Regions from separate parts of the Homo sapiens genome. Here region 1 is linked to region 2. The links are chromatin loops, found by intact Hi-C in ENCODE. Cell type or tissue: Caco-2. All regions are shown on one strand. Each heading gives the region's core, and the rest is flanking DNA. Links, peaks and the distances in the headings are about the cores only.

What was found. A loop is a pair of places that touch in the nucleus more often than their neighbours do. Peaks named below come from ENCODE experiments on the same cell type or tissue, not always from the same donor. Only the 100,000 strongest peaks of a DNase experiment are listed, where the experiment ranks them.
Region 1: it touches region 2 in a loop (2.2-fold over the local background); 2 of 110 quality-filtered maps call a loop at or near these places.

What each region holds. Positions count from the first base shown.
Region 1 is chr11:89,542,696-89,548,092 of GRCh38, reverse strand. It overlaps a transcript of NOX4 not described here. Among named protein-coding and RNA genes, the nearest start is that of NOX4, 54 kb to the right of the region's middle. In Caco-2, for the core only: no CTCF peak of the experiment used is centred there; a DNase peak (open chromatin) is centred at 2,212.
Region 2 is chr11:89,611,886-89,617,282 of GRCh38, reverse strand. No RefSeq gene overlaps it. Among named protein-coding and RNA genes, the nearest start is that of TRIM77, 96 kb to the left of the region's middle. RefSeq lists a silencer at 2,448-2,742. In Caco-2, for the core only: a CTCF peak has its summit at 2,694; no DNase peak of the experiment used is centred there.

The DNA.
Region 1 (5,397 bases), core at 323-5,322, 69 kb after region 2:
CTACAAAATTTATACATATTTAGTCTTCCTCCATCTCATCTAGTATCTCCTAAAATTATCAATTTTAATTAAATTTCCAAGGTTTTTCTTTTTTCTTTTTAGTTACTGTTGCTCTGCAGAAGAGTGGCCATGTCTCTTTGTTCATAACTCCTGTCATGTGGGGATAGAATGTGGTGAGAGGGTCCATAAATTATTGGGTCTATGCATAAAGTGCTCTAGGGAAATACTGGGGTTCTATTGCTGCATGATATAGCTATACGTTCCCAGCGCTGATTCTCAACCACAGCTATACTTTAGAATTACCTGAAAAGCTTTAAACAATACCTATCCTTAAACTCTTCTCAATTAAAGTAGAGCCTCTGAGTTTGGATCCTGAAAATCGTGTGTGTTGTGTTTATGAGCTGCTCAATTGATTCTACTGTGTGGCCAAGTTTGGCAACCACTGTCCCAGACAGTATTTCTTCTCAATCTTTAATGTTGTATTAATCACTTGAATATCATGTTAAAATGCAGATTAAATTCAGTAGATTTAGGGTGAGACATGAAATTGTGATTTCTAATAAGCCTCTATGAGAAGTAGATATTGTAGTTTCAGGGACTACACTTTGAAGAGCAAGGTCCTAGAATATTTAAAATTAATTATATCTCACCAGTTTATTGTCTTCTGAAATATGCTCTTTCCTACTCAAGCTTCAAGAAGGAGAAATTATTATTCCATGAGTATATTCTAGTTTTAGATGCTGACAAAGAGCATCTTGCCATGTCCGAAAATTTACTGTACCTCATTAATCTTTGCTTACTGTTGTTTATCAAGTAACTGATTCAATTAACTAAATTAATGGTATCAATTGTCCCCCCCCATGTGATTCTATGGCAATATATAGGGCATGAGGGACTCTGTATGTTAATTCTACAAGTAATTTGGTATAGTCAGTAGTAGGGGTCATTTGGGGAAAGGATGAGAGGAAAGGCTGCAGAGAGAAGGACAAGTTCATTAAATGACAATAATGTTGAACATTCATTGCACACTTACTGTTTTTCAGACACTTTGTTATGTGCTTTATATACATTATTTAATTTAATCCCCACACCAAGTCTACAAGAAGAAAATACTTATTAAAATGACAAATGAGCTTAGAAACTGCTATGGTTTGAACGTTTCCTCCAAAGTTTGTGTGTTGGAAACAATTCATTATGCAACTATGTTGAGAGGTGAGACCTTGAATAGGTGATTAGTTCATGAGGTCTCTGCCCTTGTAATTGGGTGAATGCTGTTATCATGGGAGTGGGTTAGTTGGCACAGGAGTGGGTTCCTTACAAAAAAATTACTTCCGCCTCTTTCCTCTCTCATGTGCATGCTTTGTTGCCTTTCTGCCTTCTGCCATGAGATGTTGCAGCAAGAAGACCCTCACCAGGTGCCAGCGTCTAGACATTGGATTTTCCAGCCTCCAGAACTGTGAGAAATTATTTTTTTCTTTATAAACTACCCAGTGCGTGGTATTATGTTATAGCAATGCAAAACAGACTAAGACAGAAACCATAAGAAACTGAAAAGTTTATATAAATGGATTCAGATCACATAGCTAATAAGTGGTAAGAGCCAAGCCTCTATCTCTCTCCTGAGTCCCAGCTCTTATCCTGCAACAAGCTTAAATGGGAAGTCAAAGACAGCTTTTAAACACAAAAGAAAGATGATCCAGCAGCATGAAGGATATAGGCAGGGTAAGAATGGAGGCTTAGATCCCACTTAGGATTCCTCCTCTAAGAGGCTGAAATTTCATAAGCTTATCAATATAATTTAAGAACTGGAAACATGTCTTTTTTTAATTACTATCACCAAACACAGTGCCTGGAATATAGTAGTTATAAATAGTTATTAAGTGAATAAATGATTGCTATTATAATTATGCAGAAGAGTAATTTTGAGAGCCTGAACTAAGGCAGTGACAGTGGGAACAGTGGTTGAAATGAAATAAAGAACTAGTTGAAAAGAAATTTTCAGTAGGTTAATAACTAATGTTACTTTTAACAGCCACAATGCTTAAAATGCAGAGAAATTTTTAAATATTTTTCAACTCAATGGACTAACTCTAATATTTACCACAGGAAGACCAAAAATGAAGTAATAGGCGTACAGGGGCTGATGGGTGTGCCATAAGTCATACAATGCAGGCAGACTCATTTTCCATATCAGACAGGTGCTGTACAGACTAAGGAATGTGGGGTCAAACTCCGAAGTCAGAGGACTGTCGTCAAGTCTCTTTTTCAGTAGTAGGTATATGACATTGGTTAAATCTGACACTCTGCTTTTTCATCATGACAATGGAATAATGCTGCAGGAAAGAGAGAAAATAATGATGGTGAGAGCTTTTTTTTTTTTTTTTTAAGCAGTACTTCTGCTATCCAAATTTGAGTATTTATCCAACTATTTTCAGTTCAGGGGCTACAATGCCTCAACCATATTTACATTTGAGGTATCTAAATGTAATTCTGGTGATGTATTGTCATCTGTAAATTTCTCTATTGTGACATTATTAATACTTACATTGAAGGTTATTAAAAACTTACTAAAGGTGTATTTGTAAAACCACTGAAAATTTACTTATATTTTTTGTGTATTGTAAGTTTTTTACAATGATCATATATTATTTTTATAATCTGCAGAGGTTAGAAATGTTATTTCGAAGGATTTTTATTTAGGAGTCATGGCCGAGAAAAAGGTTTCTAAATTAAAAACCAGAAAAGTCATTTTTACTGTTTTAACAGGTAGATTGTCAAGTTTAGACTCATAACACAGTCTTTCAAAGGTTTCTACTGGACAGAAACAGCCTCATTTTCACAATCGTAGTCAAAGCAGAAAAACATACACAGAACTAAATGCCTAGCATCTGATAAGATGACCTTTTGCTGAAAAATCATTTGGAACAGCACTTGTTCTGCAGTAACTGTCATGGTAAGTACAGACAGAAATGGGACAAAAAATGAAAGCTATTTTGGTTTCCTTCTATTCAACTTACAGACCACAACAGCAAGAGCACAAATTACTAGCTAATCTAAATATAAAAGTTCATGAGACTTTGCTAAATAAGTATCCTGTTACTCAAAGGAGACTGAGCATCTGGACTTGGTTATGGCTGCTACCGAGTTTTTTGTTTGTTTGTTTGTTGTTTGGTACATTCAGTAATTGGGTCGGGTCATAGGATATATATTTTCTTTAAGGGCAAATTTTAGGGTGTTATAAAATAATATGAGTTTTAAAAGTTTAAGGGCAATGTGGCTTTGAAATAAGGTACATGTGAATTGAAAATAAGACTGTAAATTTTTTTTGCTGTATGACATACAGCAAATTACTGAGCCACTCTCAGCCCAGCATGACCTTACTACAAAATTGGAAAAGTTACACGTAACTAACCGTGTTGTAAAGATGAAGAAAGACTCTAAGATTCATCTTTTCTAAAACTTCTTAGGTATTCAGTATACATTGCTTCAGTGCAGGAATCCTTAAAAGATGTCCATCTAGACTATGTTATTATTGTCAGTATGTTAAGATACAATGCTGCCTATACCACTTTTAAATGCCTCTTTTACTTCATGACTTTCACCTTCTTTTGCTAAAGCACTCTGAATCTCTGAGTCACTCGCCAGTGTTCAGTTCTGCCTTTATTTGATGCTGCACTTCAGAAGATGATTTAATTCTATTGTGGAGCAGGATAAAACTAAATAAAAGTGGTGGTACCTACCTTTACAGAGCTTAAAGTCTAGGAGGGAATGCAGGCAATAAATAAACACGTAAAATGGGAACAGAGATTAGGAAAATATAACCTAAACTAAAAAGCTAGAAATAGCCTCTTGGAGGAAAAAAACATTTAAGCAGAGATTTCAAGAAGAATGGAATAGGCTTAGCAGAGTAGAAACTTAACAAATATTGGTTGAAATGTATTGAGATAAATCAGACCAAATCATTGCCCATGCCTGAGCCTGAAATTTTACCAACACAGGGTTTAATATTATGAGTCTACAGTATTAGAAAAATGGCTTCTATTACTTCTATTTTTTCAGAATAATATATTTATATAGTTACAAAAAAGAGCACAGGATTACATAAATGAAAAGGAACAGGTTCCCCTTTTCTTTTCTTCCCCACTTTTACTCCCCAGCAATATACTTATAAGCATATCTAATTTTATTTCTTTCAGTGGTCACCTCGACTATTAATAAAATGTGTATAATTCTATTTCTTGATCTATCAAATTCAGACAATATCTATTTACTTTCCACAATGATCTATCAAATTCAGACAATATCTATTTACTTTCCACAATGACAATTGAGGAGTTAATGTTAGTTGACTTACACTATCTGTCATCCTCATACTTTTGCTGGTTTTGATGATTCTATTAGAACTATACTTCTTATATAAATTTATAATATACTAAATTTTTTGTTGCATCAATTTTAGACAGCGTCCTCGACTCCCTATTATGTAAAATGAAGATATTTGCATATTTATCATTCTATCACTTTTCCTCCTCACACCCTCCTTTAAAATTGTCAGGAATATATATTGCTTTTTTGTTTTGAGGGTAGAGAATACTTACATTTTTCTGTAGCTAAAATCCAGTCTTCTCTAATTCGTAGCCATGTTAAATCTGTAAATGAAAAACTGATAAATATAATCAACATGTTGTTTATTGAGGAACCAATTAATATGTAGAACAATAGGGGAAATTGTAACATATATGTGATTCTATATCACCAAATCCTTTCCATTTGAACAACAACTTCTAACTGTCAAGATTGATCACATAAAATGTCTTTCTTCCATCTTGTCAATTCTTGACAAGCAGATTCACTAATTTGCTTATTTATTTTTTCTTTAAAAATTTTTTTATATAGATTTAGGCAGTACAAGTGAAGTTTTGTTACATGGGTATATTGTGTAGCGGTGATGTCTAGGTTTTTAGTGTAGCCGTCACCCAAATAATGTACATTGCTTTCATCCTATCACATAGCTTTCCTATCTTATTTATAGTGTTGAAATTATGGAATCTATTTTCTACATGATGGCATTTCTAAAGAGCTTTAATTTTCTACATAAGGGCATTTCTGTAGAGCTCCTACTTCAGTGAAGGTCTGCTCCTCCAACAGAATTTCAATATACTTCCCTACCACAAAGTTAGCTGTTAGCATTCTTAAATCCCCTATCTTCCTTGAATTATTTTTCCTATTTTGTTGGAGTGCGTCTCTTGCTATTTTTCTCAGGAGTATGAGAGAAGAAAAAATTTTCAGTCTTAAATTGAAAATGCTTTTATTTTGCCTCAACACTTTAATTAGAAACCTGAGTTCCTGCCCCCAGGATGCGATGCTCATTGCATGGAGCAAGGTGATGATGTCCTT
Region 2 (5,397 bases), core at 245-5,244:
CAAAAGCACATTGATACTTTATTTGTCTTCTTCTTATGTTTTGTATTACCCTGACTTAGTCACCAGATGTCACTATGAGACTGTTGTCCAGGTCACTCTTTCTTTAAACAAGAAGGAAACAAAGACCTCACATGAGGCATGGAGCAAAACCTATGTCCTTGTGGAAACACCTTATAAATGTTAAGGCTAGTAGATTTAGGGTTTTATTTTAGAGTGGATTTTGGCATGGCTTAGTGTGTAAGAAAGAGCACTGGACTGGGAATCGAGAATCCTGGATTTTAGCCCCAGTTCTGTCATTTTAGAATAATTGACCACCTGGTAGATTTCTTTACTTTTCTGGCCTGTGAAAGATATCCTCATCTGAAAATAAGGGTGGCAAAAGAACCTCAAAATCTTCAAGCTCTAACATCCAGTGATTCTATTCCCTTCTTTTGCTAATTTCTTGGAAAGTAGCCAGAGGTCTTTACTACCAGGGATGATTTGGAAAGTCAGCATAAGTGAGAATAATGAGTACCTATTGCATACTCTATTTTATTCTAAACACAGTCTCTGCTAGGTTTTGACCTACCATGAAGTGGGGAAACCTTTATGGTCACTCTCACTTCTACACAGTCTCTGTATATTGGTGGTACACATTGTGTGAAATACCTTTTCCATCTAGAGATTGCTTCATTTTTTTATTATAAAAACATTACACAAAATTTGTTTAAGGTGTCATGTAAATATACTTTTAGTGACTGTCATTTTTGGGTTTCACTCTCAGAGGAAAATGAATTATTTATATTAGGTATTTCTGAATACCTAATCTGAATATTCTTGCTTTTTTTTAAAACCAGTTCTCTGCAATGTTCACCCATCCACCTACCTAAAATATGCACCACTTAATCTTTTATTCATGCTGCTCCACAGCGTCCTGTAATCATAACCCACTTGTGGTAGACTCAGACACTGTTGTTGTATGAATGCCTCATTTATCTCTTTCTGTGCATATTTATGTTTCAGTTAGCTATTTTCATTGCATGTAGTTCCTTCCATAGTGTGGGTTCTCGTATTCTCAGCCATTTTCTTTGTCATTATTTTACTCAGAGTCGAACCACAGAGTAAATATTTTTGAGAACAGTCTGAATTACATGGAGCCTTTAACACTTACAGGCACTATCCTAATACCCAAATTATTATATAGAACAAGTTGACACAGGCTTTTATAGAATTATCTAATCCTGAAACATATCTTGAGTATTTACTAAATGCTCCACACTGTTGATGTTCTGGGATTGAAACAGCAGATAACACAGTATGGCACAGAGAGAGCAGGAACAAGCATTTACACAGCAAAGTGGTGACCGTTACAGTGGAGTTGTGTGCAACACACTGTGAGAGGCTAGAGGATGGTATAGACTTACCCTTGAGCTGACCTTCAAAAATAGTCAGGAGGGTTTGCATGGGAGGTTGGGAGTCTATTCCAGGCAGAGGGGACAGCAGAGGCAAAGAAAAAGAGGTTTGAGACTACATATTAGACTGGAGAAGTGCATATGGTCTGTACTTACTGCTTAGCAACAGAGTAGAATGATTTGCTGGGAGGTGAGACTGAATTAACATTAATCTATTGATTTCTCTTTGAAATTTACAAAATTTTCTCCTCTCCCCTTCCTTCTTTATGTATTTTGGTTCTACTGGAGTCAGTTCAGGTGTTTCTTAGGAAATTGTTCTTTATGATCTCTGTGAGTTGACATTAAAATATACATTATGTATGTTCTGTGACACATTGTTACTCTTACATGTTAGTTGTTTAACACCTACATGGGCTCTTGCCTCAGCTAAACAGTGAGTTCTCAAAGATCACATTCATGATTAGCAGCCACACTGAATTATTATTACATGGAAGAATGGAAGGCAGGAATGAAGAAAGGAATGGTGGGAGGGAGGAAAGAAGGTAGGAAGGAAAAAGAAAGAAGGGGCGGAATAAGCACTTGTAGTGGAAGATGGAATTAATGTTTTTCAAGAGTATCTTAGTTTCTAAGATGCTCAAATACAATGAGAAATATATTTGAGCATCCTGAATTGTGTGAAAGTTTTAAAATAATATTTGTCAATGTTCAGGAGAAAAATCCTTCTGAGCATGTGAAACAAGAGGAAGACCGAAGGTAGATATGCATAGAACCCTATCCACAGTTACTGAGTATGTTTAGTAGTGTAGAAATTGAGAAAAACTGCCTTATAGAGAGCTCAGCTCCAAAATGACTGGCATGAGATTTAAACTCAGCATGTATAGGTCACATAAAATAATATCACACTCCAATCTTAGATATCATAGACCCTAAAAGGGCAATAGTGCAAGGTCTTTCATTGCACTGTCTTGATATTTCTAAGTCAAACTGCTTTTTGTTTCAAGGAAACACAACCTCTTGAGGAAGAAACTTCTGAGATGGCAGCTGCCAGAGATATACAAGCTGCCCAAGTGAGGGGATAGGAAAAGCTGAAGACAGGCAGACATGACTGTGGGTCCAGGCTCTACCTCTTGGTAGCTATGTGACCATCGTCAAGGTGCTGTGTTTCTTCTACCCAAGCTTCAGTTTCCTTGCTTATTAAATACAATGAGTTTTTTTTTTCTTTCTGACAGAGGGGGCAGCAAAGACAAAAAATTGATTACAAGAAAGGGAGTATCTGAAAAACTCGGCATCGTGCCTGACACGTAGTTAAGTGCTCGGAAAATAATAGCCATAATTATTGTTGACAAGTCTGGAGCAGGAAAACAAACAAGCATACAGAACACAAGATTAGACTGTAGGTTAAAAAATACAAGGTCTAGTTCTGGCTCTGTCATTTATTTGCTACATAACCTCAGTCACATGTGTTGTTTTCCCTCATCTATACAATTGGAGAATTCTACCTATTGTACCTACTTGGCAGCATCATATGAGATTATATAGATATAGATATATATAGCACTATATGGTCTAAGGGATCATTTTTATTACAGACTTGATTTGAAAAATGCAGAGTTCCACTCCCTCAAGATGAAGCACCCGTGCCTTGTTCTGCCTGACAGCCTAGGACTGATGCTACTTGCAGAATTTTAGTGCTCTGGTTACTGAAAACAGTATCACATGGCACCGTGCAAAGTACAGTGCCCATTTTATGGTCTTATGAAGCACACATGCCAAAGTTGAGAGTTTAATTGAAAACCTAGCAGTTTTTCATGATGGCTCACAGTACTTTACATTTTTAAAGAAACTCTTAATAGGTTAGCAACATGGTGTTTTGTTGTCATGGTTATCATAAACATCCAAGTCACTATCGAGTGTTATTCATTTGTAGGTTATTTAGTCAATCATTCTACTCACTATTCTTAGAGATTGATATGATTTAAAGATACTATTGTTCTTTTCAATTCTTGTTTCTGCAATTAAGATATACTACAACATTTTCTTACATTAATGCCAAATCTTTTTAAAAATGTCAGCTTTCTTCCAAATAGTCTCCTCAAATAATACGTTAAGGACTTCCAGAAAACATGGGGACTACCAAACCAATACTCACTCTTTATAGCTAAGGAAAACTGAGCTGCAGAGAGTTTTAGAGATTTATACAAACTTCTATGGTGTTAGTTGAAGAATATTAGTTGTTCTTGCCTATATGTTTTCAAAGGCAGATCATGTCATCCTTGAAGGTAAAGTCATATTTTGTTTTGTTTTGTTTTAATTCAGTTTACTTCATAGCATTTGTATTTAATATAATTAATTCAGCAAATGTCACTTGTTTCTTTATATTGTTACATTTTGTTTTATGTTATCCCTGGTAAGTCATTATAAACTTAGTTTTCAAAATAATTTCCACACGAACAATTTTGTTATATCTTAGCCATATCCCTTTGAAGAACATAGTATAGTTATCACTCTATTATAAATTTTACTTGCCAAATGATGATATTGAAGTTCAAAGAATTTATGGCCTTGCTCAATGTCTCATGGCTAGTAAAAGAAGATGTCAGAACTTAAATACAAGTCTCTGACACCAAGCTTTCTCTAATCCACAGAAAGTGTTATTTAAATGAAAATATTAATTGCTTAGAGAAAGTAAACTTGAAGAAATAAGGAAGTCAGTTTTGCTTGGAATTAGAGGTGATAATTTTCATTCTCTTCAGAGCTCTGGTTGCATGTGAAACTAAACTGGATTGGAATCCCATTATGTAATTTGAAGTATCGTTAGTCCTTAAGACACTAGACATTGACATGTTTAAGCATAATTTTGTAAACTCCATTCAGAGTAAGATATAATGTAATTGTTTTTGAATTCCCCATACTAATGCCTTTCTTCACCAGAGAAGTTAATGGTGCCTTCTATATGTGACTTATATGTGCACTTCCTCAAATTATCAACAAACAACTGAACTTGGCTTCCTCAGTGTGAAAATATCTTATTGCTTTCAAAACATTGCAATATTACAACTCCAAAAAAATGTAATTTTGATCATATGCATTTTACTAAGAAATAATGGTTATTATTATATTTGGTTTTATTTATTCTGTATTACAGTTAAATACCATATAGTAAATATTTATTCATATGCTGCTTCCTCTTAAACAGGCTTTGAGATAGGTTCACATGTGCAATAGATTAATAAAATATAAGTACACATGAAAAATTGACAATGGTTGAAGAATGATGGATAATGCTTGAATAAAAGAGGAAAGAATGAATTTTCTCTAAATTCAGCCATTATTTATGTATTTTATAATCATAGAATTTTAGAACAAGAAGAAATCTTAAAGTTTTTATTATTGAATATCTTTTTTTATAGCTGAAAAAATTATAGACCTAAGCGTTTTGCCAAATATCACACAGTCAATTGGTACCAGCACCAGGACCAGGACATAAGTTATTTTTTAACTTTGTGCCAGAACATCCCCAACCTGACACATCTGACTTCCTTAATAACGCATTACTTAATAATTTGACTCTACTTTCACTTTTCCTTTGTAATCCCCAAAGTGAATTACATGACCAGAAAGCAGAAGTTCAGAAAGAATATATTTATGATCAAACTTTGTCTTCCCTTTTCAAATATATTTTTCTTATTATTTGCTTAAGCGAGCACATTGAGTGAAGAATAGCATCTAGCAGTTTGCTCATTCAATGTGCATTGCCGATAGCTACCATAAATATTGTAAACCACTGATACAACTTTTTCTTTTCTCATTCCAAAAAAGGACATAGGCAGGGGGAGCCGTGTGAATATCCCATCACACCATGGCTGGATTATTGGCTAGTACAACTCTGAGTCCTTCTATCTGCTCCCAATCAATTCCAGCCACAAATTTTATGCTCATTGAATCCATGAACAAGAACATCATCTTAAAATATTGACTTATCAGAACAAAATAATCAATGACTCAT